Regions from separate parts of the Homo sapiens genome. Here region 1 is linked to region 2. Evidence: chromatin contacts called from ENCODE Hi-C or POLR2A ChIA-PET data. All regions are on one chromosome and are shown on one strand. The core of a region is the stretch at or near the end of the contact, and the rest is flanking DNA. Distances in the headings are between cores, read along the strand shown.

Evidence for each region. A loop is a pair of places that touch in the nucleus more often than their neighbours do. ChIA-PET counts read pairs that join two places held with the same protein, here RNA polymerase II (POLR2A). Pooled maps may share reads with other maps.
Region 1: a loop to region 2 is called in a map of PC-9, with 8 times the contacts of the local background. The contact joins two enhancer-like sites. A Hi-C loop is called at or near these places in 2 of 168 maps with a recorded cell type or tissue (PC-9 and endothelial cell of umbilical vein) and 3 of 50 pooled maps. POLR2A ChIA-PET finds 5 or more read pairs at or near these places in 3 of 52 experiments (BJ, PC-9 and activated T-cell).

Annotation. Positions count from the first base shown.
Region 1 is chr14:54,107,269-54,112,508 of GRCh38, forward strand. The region is part of intron 4 of LOC105370507 (a long non-coding RNA gene); the gene reads right to left. Among named protein-coding and RNA genes, the nearest start is that of BMP4, 150 kb to the left of the region's middle. Within about 2 kb of position 1,608, at least 8 of the 41 ENCODE cell types and tissues checked have a DNase peak (open chromatin) inside an H3K27ac peak, as active enhancers do; they include PC-9 and endothelial cell of umbilical vein, where a contact is called at or near this core.
Region 2 is chr14:54,208,497-54,213,714 of GRCh38, forward strand. No RefSeq gene overlaps it. Among named protein-coding and RNA genes, the nearest start is that of CDKN3, 190 kb to the right of the region's middle. Within about 2 kb of position 3,600, at least 5 of the 41 ENCODE cell types and tissues checked have a DNase peak (open chromatin) inside an H3K27ac peak, as active enhancers do; they include PC-9 and endothelial cell of umbilical vein, where a contact is called at or near this core.

The DNA.
Region 1 (5,240 bases), core at 358-2,857, 100 kb before region 2:
TATTTTTGAATGTGGACCAAATCATGAAAACTCCAGGGCCCCAGTCAACTGTTAAAAGTTCTGTTAACCCTCTGACATCAACAGAATTCTCACTGAAGGAGAGCAAACATGGAGTTCTCTGCTTGGAGTCTAGTCTCTTGTGTCATATTTACCTGCAGGCTCATTTCTAAATGCTCTTGAATTTAGACTTCAGCTTAGAGAAGCTAATTACCATCCAATTTATGTGAAAATAAATGACTTTCTTTTGTAGTTTCCTCTAGATGGGCTTGTTTTTCCTAGTGCGAACTGACAATCTCAGTCAAAGACTGGAGCCTCAGAGGGACTTGCAGGGGAGACTGCGTTTCCTCTAAGTCAAATTAGTGGGGATGTTTTCACTTGTATCCCTATGAAGTCAGTCAATAAATAATAATGTTTATAACAGTAATAGCACTATTAAAGTGTTATTATATGTGCCAGGTACTGGGATAAAATTGTCACATACAGTATCTCATTTAATTTCCATAATAATCATAGGAGATGGCATCCCTATTTTACTTTATTATTTATTTATTTGTATTTTTGAGACAGAGTTTTGCTCTTGTTGCCCAGGCTAAAGTGCAATGGCGCGATCTCGGCTCACTACAACCTCCATCTCCCAGGTTCAAGCGATTCTCCTGCCTCAGCCTCCCAAATAGCTGGGATTACAGGCATGTGCCACCACATCCGGCTAATTTTATATTTTTAGTAGAGACAGGGTTTCACCGTTTTGGTCAGGTTGGTCTCGAACTCCTGACCTCAGGTGATTCAACCATCTTGGCCTCCCAAAATGCTGGGATTACAGGTGTGAGCCACTGCACCTGGCCAGCATCCCCATTTTAGTCATAAGAAAACTTAGATCACAAAGGTAGCATGTGGCACAGTCACAATTTTTTCAATTACCATGGGTTTATAAAAGAAAAAATGACAGTGAAAAGATTTTATGTATCCTCAAGAAAACTATGATTAAAATGAAAATTAAACTTTGTTTCTAACGTATCTGTGATAGCAACATATTTTGGGGTCACTTAAGTGGGTATAGTGAAATACTTTGGAAAAAAATTCCTTTTAAAATCTTGTTGGCATTTAAGTGACACTTTGGCAAAACACTATGAAAACATCTGGTCACATCTTCTCAACACTAATTTCTTCCCTAAATGTTGTTTTTAATATGTCACAGTTGTTAAATTTGTAACAAGTAATGCCCTTGAGACTAAACAACAGTGCCTGGTATGTGAAAAATGGACAATGCATTTACAGCAGTAAAAACCAAAAGGAAATTTTAAATAAACATTTAATTGAGTACAAATAGCCTGAAAGTTATTTTGGTGGAACTTGCCCAATCTGTGTGCTGACATTAGCAGCAGGATGTTCTAAATAAACTCTGTTAAAACAAATGTTGTCTTCTTCAGTTGAGACATAACTGATCAGATTCAGTTCTTCTGAAGGATTATGGCTAGGGAAGGAACACTTGTTAGTTGGAAGGAAACTCTCCATTCATAGTCTCAGAACAAATGCATAACCACCAAAACACCAGGGAGAATGGAGCTGGGTATTTGGATATTGTACAGCAACTTCAAAGTAGACAACAAAAAGGAGAAAAACCACCACCAACCACCGATGTTTGCATATCGGTTACCCAAAGTCCATGGGCCTGATTCACTTCCTCTCTAACTCTAAAAGGATTTTTCCTTCTAGATAAAGCCCTGCATATTTGAATAGAATCCAACATATGTACTTGTCTCAGGCTATATTTTGCTCTTGCTGTATTATAATTTTGTGCAGTGGAAAGTCTTGCAAAGTTCTACAATGAGGGAAAAATTCAAAACACAGATCATATTCAGGCAATTAGTAATGCAGCTGAGAAAGAGGGGCTGTGTATGTCATATAGCCAATTATTTGAAAACAATTATTTTTCAGTTTCATGTATTGACTATTTCCACATATGGATAGACAGATGCTTTTGAGCAGAAATGTTTTTCCACTGATATGGAATCCTTGAAGAAACCAGATTGGCTTTGATGTGATTCAGAGATTGTGTCATTCATCAAATGGTTTTAAAGAATGTGACTAACCTTAGGGTTCGTTCAACCTGAAAATAAACACAGATGGTTTTGGGTGAACAAACTATTTTCCATAGCAGATTTAACCATACATGTAATGGAATATGCATCCTTTGTATTTAGTGCCACATTTGACTTAACATAAAAGCAATTAGAGTGAACATGAGTCAAACTTTCTAATATAGTAAATGTGTAACTTAGTCCCATCCCATTGAAAAAAATTTTATATTGAAATATTTTAAAACATACAGAAGAGTTGTATACATATTACAAAGAACTTTTATTCTTGAATCTTTTTTTTTTTTTTTGAGATGGGATCTTGCTCTATTACTCAGGCTGCAGTGCAGTGGCATGATCACAGCTCACTGCAGCCTTGACCTCGTGAGCTCAAGCAATCCTCCCACCTCAGCCTCCTGAGTAGCTGGAACTACAAGCATGCACCATCGCACCTGGCTAATTTTTCTATTTTTAGTAGAGATGAGGTCTCACCATGTTGCCCAAGCTGGTCTTGAACTCCTGAGCTCATGTGGTCCCTTCACCTTGGCCTCCCAAAGTGTTGGGATTACAGGCATGAGCCAACTTGCCTGGCCAATTCTTGAGTCATTTAAGAGTAAGTTGTAGGCATAATTTTCTATTTCTCCTGAATAATTCAGTATGTTCTTCCTACAAATGACCTGCAAAGCAGGAAATTAACACTGATATATTATTACCACCTACTCCAGAGTTTCAACTATTGCCCCAACAATGTACTTTATAGTAATGGATCTCAAACTTTAGTGTGCTACAAAATCAATGGGAAGTCTCAGTAAATACAGATTAGTGGGCCCAAATCCAGGGTTTCTGATTAAGTGGGTTCAACATGAGGTCCAAAATTTTATATTTCCAAGCAAGTTCCTAGGTGGTGCTGAAGCTGCTAATCCTGGGACCACACTTCAAGAACCATTGCTTTATGGCAAAAAATCCAATCCAAGATCACATGTTGCATTTAATGACTGTGTCTGTTTAGTTTCCTTTAATATGAGGACATTTTTCAGCTATTCCTTGACTTACATGATCTTGTGGTTCTGGCAGCGTACAGGACAGCTAACTATACTCTACAGACTATCCCTTAATATGGGTTTGTCTGATGCTTCTTCGTGATTAAATTCAGGTTATGATTTTTAGCAGGAATATATCACAAAAATGTTCATCTTATTGCATCCTCTTGGGTGGTACAGAATTTTAATTTGCCTCATTACTGGTGTTAACTTTGATCACTTGATTAAGATGGTCCTTGCCAGGCTTCTCTACTACAAAGCTACACTTTTTCCTTTACATTTGTAATTTTAAAACATATTGTAGGGAGATAGTTTGTCACTTAAGTAAATATCCCATCTCTCATCAAATTCTTATCCACTAGTTCTAGCAGCCACTGATGTTTTTTGCCTGAATTGATTATTACTACAACAATTGCCAAATGCTGTTTTCTAACTCTGTCTTCCCTTCTACATTTATTCATTGCTATTCTACTGTTTTATTTCCCCCATTTATTTATTCAGTATTTATCAGTATAGACTGATGGATTCCTATTTTATTTAATGGGTTACAATCCATTATTTTGTATTTATTTTGATGCTTAAATTGTCCCAGAGTTGGCCTGTGGGAGTCCAGTCAAGCTGACTTCTGTGTCCTTTCTTTATGTCCCAGCATTACTTCAACATTCCCTTGCTCTCTTATATCAAAAGATGTTCTGGCTCTTCTTTTACTTTTTCTACCCAGACCCAAAATCAATCATTTTCTCAAAGAGACCTAGTTGCTTTTAATGGGGAATGGTATTTTAAGATCAAGATATAGGTTCAATTTATCTTTTACTATTGGTATATTGCTGCTCCTAGTCTCTCTCAGTAGACAGAGCTAGCAGATATATGTATATGTAAACACACTCACACATACATACCAGAGTTACATCTAAATTTAACTCTCTGCTTATATTATTGAAATGTGCATGTGTGTACATATAGGCTTGCATCTATATATTTCTATTTTGGCCTATGTATTGATAATCATGAGTTCATGCCTCCAATTCCAACCCAACATCACAGGATTCAATCTAGCTTTCTTCCTCTCTCTAACTCCATTATTCTCAATATTTTTACTTAATTAGCCCCCAATATGTAACAATCTCCCAACTTAACCAGAATAAGAAGTTACTAATTACTAAAGGATACCTGAAGTTTCAGGAGGCTTTGTATACCCAAAGAAAACCAAGCTAGCATTTTTTTGGTGGCTTATAGGTCATCTTACCACAATAGTATCATCCTAAGCAACTCAAAAAATTAACTCAGCTGCATTACAAAAAGTCAAGTGCTTTGAAGTGTGAGCTGCCTGTAGCTATCTCTACTTATACTCATCAGATACACAAGTTTTCCATTCTCTTCAGGGTCAGATCATGAAGTTAGAGGTGATCTCACAGCCTAACATAGTTTAAAGTTTAAGAGCTGACTCCTCCCTGTACCCCCTCCATAGGAATGACTGCTGTCAAGAAGACCCTCCAGAGCTCCTGGAAGGGGACATTGAGTTAAATATGACTAATTGAACACATATATTTACCTCCTATTCCACCTCAAATCTCACCAAAAGAGGGAATGGGGAGAAAGGAGGTATTAACTCAAACAAAGAGAACGGGATATCAGGAAAATGCAAATCAAAACCACAGTGAGGTATCATTTCCACCCTACTTGGGATGGCTATTATCAAAAAGACAAAAAATAAATGCTGACAATGATGCAGAGAAAAGGGAACTCTTACACACTGTTATTGGGAATGTAACCTAGTATAACCACTATGGAGAGCAGTATGGAGAGTCTTCAAACAAAAAAAAAAACAGCTATGAATAGAACTACCATATGATCCAGGAATCCCACTTTTGGGTATTTATCCAAAAGAAAGGAAATCAGTACATAAAAAAGACATCTGCACCCCCATGTTTATTGCAACATATTCACAATAGCCAAGATATGGAATCAACCTAGGTGTCCACCTACAGATGAATGGATAAAGAAAATGTAGTATATGTACACAATGGAATACTATTCAGCCATAAAAAAGAATGAAATCCTATCATTCCCAGCAACATGAATGGAACTGGAGGACATTATATTAAGTGGAAATGAAATATCTCAT
Region 2 (5,218 bases), core at 2,350-4,849:
AACTGATTTAATGGCTCAGGAGGCAGAAAAGAAATTTCAGATGGATGAGTTAGAAGAAGTGAAAGAACAACCCCCACTGTCATAAACCATGGGTGGAGAGAAGTCACTACATCTGGGGAAAAAGAACATGAAGGGGTAGAGGAGTAGCTGGCACCCTGAGACACTACCCATACTCTCCCAACCAAAGCTGATTGGATTTCATTCAGGAGAGCAAGGGGAACATTACAAAGCCTTCAGGTTCGAGGAGGAGAAAACCCAACCAAGACAATTTGAACAATAAGGAAATATTATTATCTCACATAGCAAGAAGTCCTAAGAGAGAGTGGTTTGATTGATTTAGTGGCCCAAAAATGTCATAAAAGTCCCAGACTCTTGCTATCTTTCTACTCCGAAGCCCTCAGTGAGTAGATTTCTCCTCAGATGTGCTATTCCCAGGGTCATAGGATGTCTGGCTCAGTTCCAAGCATCGCACTCAGAAACAGGAACATGTAAGACACAACAATAGGCATCAACAGAAGAAAGAGAGGCTTTTTCTACTGTGGGTTTCTCCACTCCCCTTTTAAGGGTGAGAAAATATTTCCCAGAAGCTCCCAGAAGACTTAGCCCTTATATCTCTTTCACCAGGATTGGAACCCAGTCCCTTTCTAAACCATACTCTAGCAAGATGAATAGGATAACCATGATTGGTTCAGACGAATCAAGATTCACTTCTGAGTCCTGTAGAAGTGTGGGCCACCCCCACAAAGTCGGGGCTTTGCCCGAAAGGAAGAAGGAAACAGTACTGACTGAAATGCCAGTTCACCATGTCTGCTACAAAGGGATGCGAAATGGGCATCTTCCATGTTGAACCGCTGGAGAAATAGGATACATCCAATACATAATTACCTACACAATTTAGATTATTAATTTAGAATTTAGGAAGACCACGGGCTGGGGGAGCTCCTATAGTGAGAAGGAAAAGTAGAATTTCTAGGTAGAAGGGCATATTAGGAAGGGAGTTTGGGGACTGGAGGCTGAATTTTGGCCACCTTCTAAAGTGAAATTAAACATGTTAAAAGATGGGAGGAAAGTATGTTTAGGATCAAGGATTTTTGCCCTTGGCAGATGAGGCAGGGAAAAAGGAAATTTTACTTCTGAGTTGAAGAATGTAGTGGTAGAGTCAGTCTTTTGAGAGCAAGAATCTCTCGTTTCTGGAGAGGGTGGAGCAGCTGTGAAAGGGAGATATGCAAGGATGCATAGCCAAATATTAATCCAGGGACCTGCATATGCAAACTTCTGAAAAATCCAAGGCAAAGGGTTGTATGAAACCCACAGGAATAGGAGGAAGACACATTTTTGGTAAGTGTGGAATCAACCTGAACTTTACGGGTTCTGAGCTTCCCACTGAACCTGAACCTTTTGGGATTTGAATTTATTTACTCTGGGCAAAATTCACCTTCCCAGTGCTAAAAAAAAAAAAAAAAAAAGGCTCCAAAGATTACTGAACACCAACTAGCTCTTGAGAAACCACACAGGGATGAGTTAAGTGTAAATGAATCACAAACATTCAGATTAAATTTCTCCTCAACTGCACCAGAGTTTAAAGGCCAAGAGAAAAATGTATTTGAGGCGAAATACATTTTGGCTTTTGCAGAACCTAAAACATTTTTAATGAGCTTGAAGTCCTTCAAATAACTTAAAATTCAATGGAATTCTTTCTCTCAAATTCAGCATTCAGCGTGGTGACATACATACAGCTGCCTTTCTAGATCTGTTTCACCTTAGAGAAGAAATTGCTTTTGTTTTTTACTAGTAACTTCTTGATCCAATGTGATCAAGCACAGCTGAGACAAATGCCAGGACAATGTTTAAATTATTATTCTAGGGGCCTATGATGCAAACTGTAGAACTCAAAATTCTATACTCAATGTTGGACAGAAGATTAACAACCCTAAGAGGTAAGACATGAAAATAAAGCAATCTGTTTTTGAAACTTTGTATTTCAAATACTAGGGGGTCTATAGCAGGAATTTGTGTGTCATTCAGTCACTTGTGGAAGGTTATTGAGTGTGTACTAGGTAGCAGGTACTATTTATGATGTAAAATTATGTTTCTTTATCAGTTTGCTTCTTACTCTGAACAAACATATTACGCCACTAAGACCGCTATTATCGCCTCCTCTTTCCTCCTCTTTAAAGTAGCTGACTATGCCCTTTAAGTCTGTTTTCTTTTGTCTTTTATTTCTCACCTTTTAGCAACTCCCATATCAGCCTGCCTGTCTCAGATATACTATACTTGCAGTCTTCCTCATAATAGATGAACATTGAGAAGTTGAAATAGCATTAATTCCTTTACTTCACCAAAACTCCTCTATTTTTTGCCTGGCTACCTCTAACAAACTTCTTTCTGCCCTCTTTTCGATCTGTTGAGAATAGTATCTAACTAATCTTGGTTTAGTACTCCCTGATGGTCTGACTTGATCTAAGTGTAAAATTTACAATATTTTAATGAAAGTAGAGATTCTACATCTTTCAGGCAATCATCCATGAATATGATTTCTTGAAACTGAACCTGAGGCAAGTTTTGCATTCAAAGTTACACTCCCTTAGGGCAGACAGTGCAGAGTCAGTGCTAAATTATGGTTATGTGATGGCCCTCCCAATAAAGCTCACATAATAATTATAATATAGATCTGTATATATCTAACTCTGGCTGAACACATTTGGTGTCACAGCCACTGTGTGCTACATCTCACAAGGACCCAATAAGATAGACACTATTACTATGTCTATTTTACAAAAAAAGAGTCTGAATTTCAGAGAAATTAAGGAACCTAAGATGCACCACTAAGAAGTAGCAGAGGCAGTTTCAAGAGGTCTGTAGGGGCTCAGGCCTGACCTGTTCACTAGCACTTCTCACTGGATGTAGTAAAGCAAAGAGGAAGGTATTGAAGTTCTTTGGCTGGGGCAAGAATACAAGAGCTAACAGTTTTGTTTTGTTAGCCTTAATTCAGTTATGGGGAAGGAATGATACTTCAGGGGAAAAAACCAAAGTTGTTTTTGTTTTTCCAATTAAATTATATTTTATAAGAATTCCTGATGAAACCAGAGGAAAAAAAATCTTGCTTCTCCTCTCTCCTTCAAACAAATACTGAAAACATTCCTCCTAGTTCCTGACTTGGGGAGGTGGCTTATGTCATTACTATGAGAGTGGCCTGTAAAAAAACTCAGTGACAAATATAGTGGGCTCCTCCTGCTTCAGAACAGACTTCCCTACAGTAGGAGAGACTTACCGCATCCAGTGAAAAAGATCACAGATCTTGGATTTTAATCTGGACTTGTGTTTGGAGAAAGAAACCGGAAAAGGGTATGTGACTGACAAAGGAGAATACAATCGGTGACCCTATTTTCATTGCACAAGTCCTGCGAAATTTTCTCTGGGAGCCAAAATCAAGCATTCCTCTCTTCTATTCTTTTTACGGAAGACTCAAAATATTTCATGAATTTCCTCTTCTTTCCTTTAAACTTCTTCCTTTCTTCTTCCTCTGTCCACCCCTCTATCCCTACCTCACAAAATAGAAGTTTTTTCTCCCCTCAGCCAACAAATTTTCTGGTCACCACAACAACAAGCACATTCACAAAGCAAATGAGTAATTTGGAATGTGGCAAGTATCTCATCTGACTCACAGGAAGAAAAAAGAAAAGTTGGCTGCTGCCAAAATGGAAACACTTTCTGGAAAATTCTTGAAGATATTCCTAAAATCTCAAATGGGCAAGTGAATGTACCCTGAGAAAAAACTTGGAATTTCCCAAAATATAAACAAGGTGAATTTTTTAAAAAGTGTTAAGATGATGGAAATAAATATGCTAATGACACTATATAAAGGAACATTTTTTTTCCTCTTCTAATTTCATTTGCTTTTAATACCTGAGCTTTTGCTTAAGGAGTCCCTGCCAAGCAGGGGGCAGTGGTGGTCCCAGAATTTCTATATAGAAGGTGCTTATGGCAGACTATCTGGATATTAGGAGAGACTGGAGACTTGAAGACTACATTAGTCAGGGTTCTCCAGAGAAAACAGAACCAATAGAATGGGTAAATATATTGATTAAGAAACTGGCTCACACAGTTATGGAGGCTGGCAAGTCCAAAATCTGCAGAGACAACATCCCAGATCAAAGGCAGTCAGGCAGAGAGAATTCCCTCTTGCTCAGGGGAGGGTCAGCCTTTTGTTTTATTCATGCCCTCAACTGATTGGATGAAGTCCACCCACATTAGAGAGGGGAATCTGCATTATGAAATCTACTGATTTAAATGTTCATCTCATCCAAAAACACCCTATAGAATCACCCAGAATAAAGTTTAACCACTGGGCACCCTGTAGCCCAGTCAAATTCCACAGAAAGTTAAGCATCACAAAGATTATCTAGAAGCCCACAGATTTTACTTAGTACACTTATTAGCAGTGCAGGGTCTTACAGAGTGATCTAATGAAGATTATGGTAAAAGAAATAACCCCCAGACACATGCCAGGCCACGGTAGTGAACACTGCTAGTTGTCCACCCACCATCTATTCCTTTTTCCTTTCTTCCTGACAGACCCTGATTTTGATTAGTTAGCCACTAATCCTCTGCACAGCCATGTTACTTCTGGGAACACGGTACGGGACTAGGCCCAACCAGTCTAAGATAATACTGTCAGCCTTTTCAGGGATGTTTCAGGACAAGCACACAACCAAACTCTGGCTAATAAGATGTGAGGAAAAGTCTGCTTTTTAGGAAATTCTAGAAAGTATTTCTTCACTCCTAAGAAAGTCCCATTTACCTTGAACACTGACCTCAGTAGATGGGACTCCTGGAACTGCTGCAGCTGTCTTGCTACCAGCCTGAAGTGGCAGCCAGCCCATGGGGGGCTGAAGATAGAGATGAAAACAACCTGGGTTCTTCATGACATCATTGAGCCCCTGAAGGAGCACACCCAAGAGACCACCCCACCTCTGGGCTTTCCATAATGTGAAGCAATAAATCTCCATAGGGTTTAAGCCAGTTGACTCAAGGCTACCTGCTGCCTGAGGCCAAAAATAACGCAAATGATACATCCCCTCTCTTTTGACATATACACTGGTTTAGAGGCCAGAGTAGCTTCAAGATGTCCATCCACAATTCAGAGATAGGAGCCAAAGAGCCATACCTTATGTAAGCCCTAAGACCTGCTCATTCATAGAAGACTATTTATGGAATG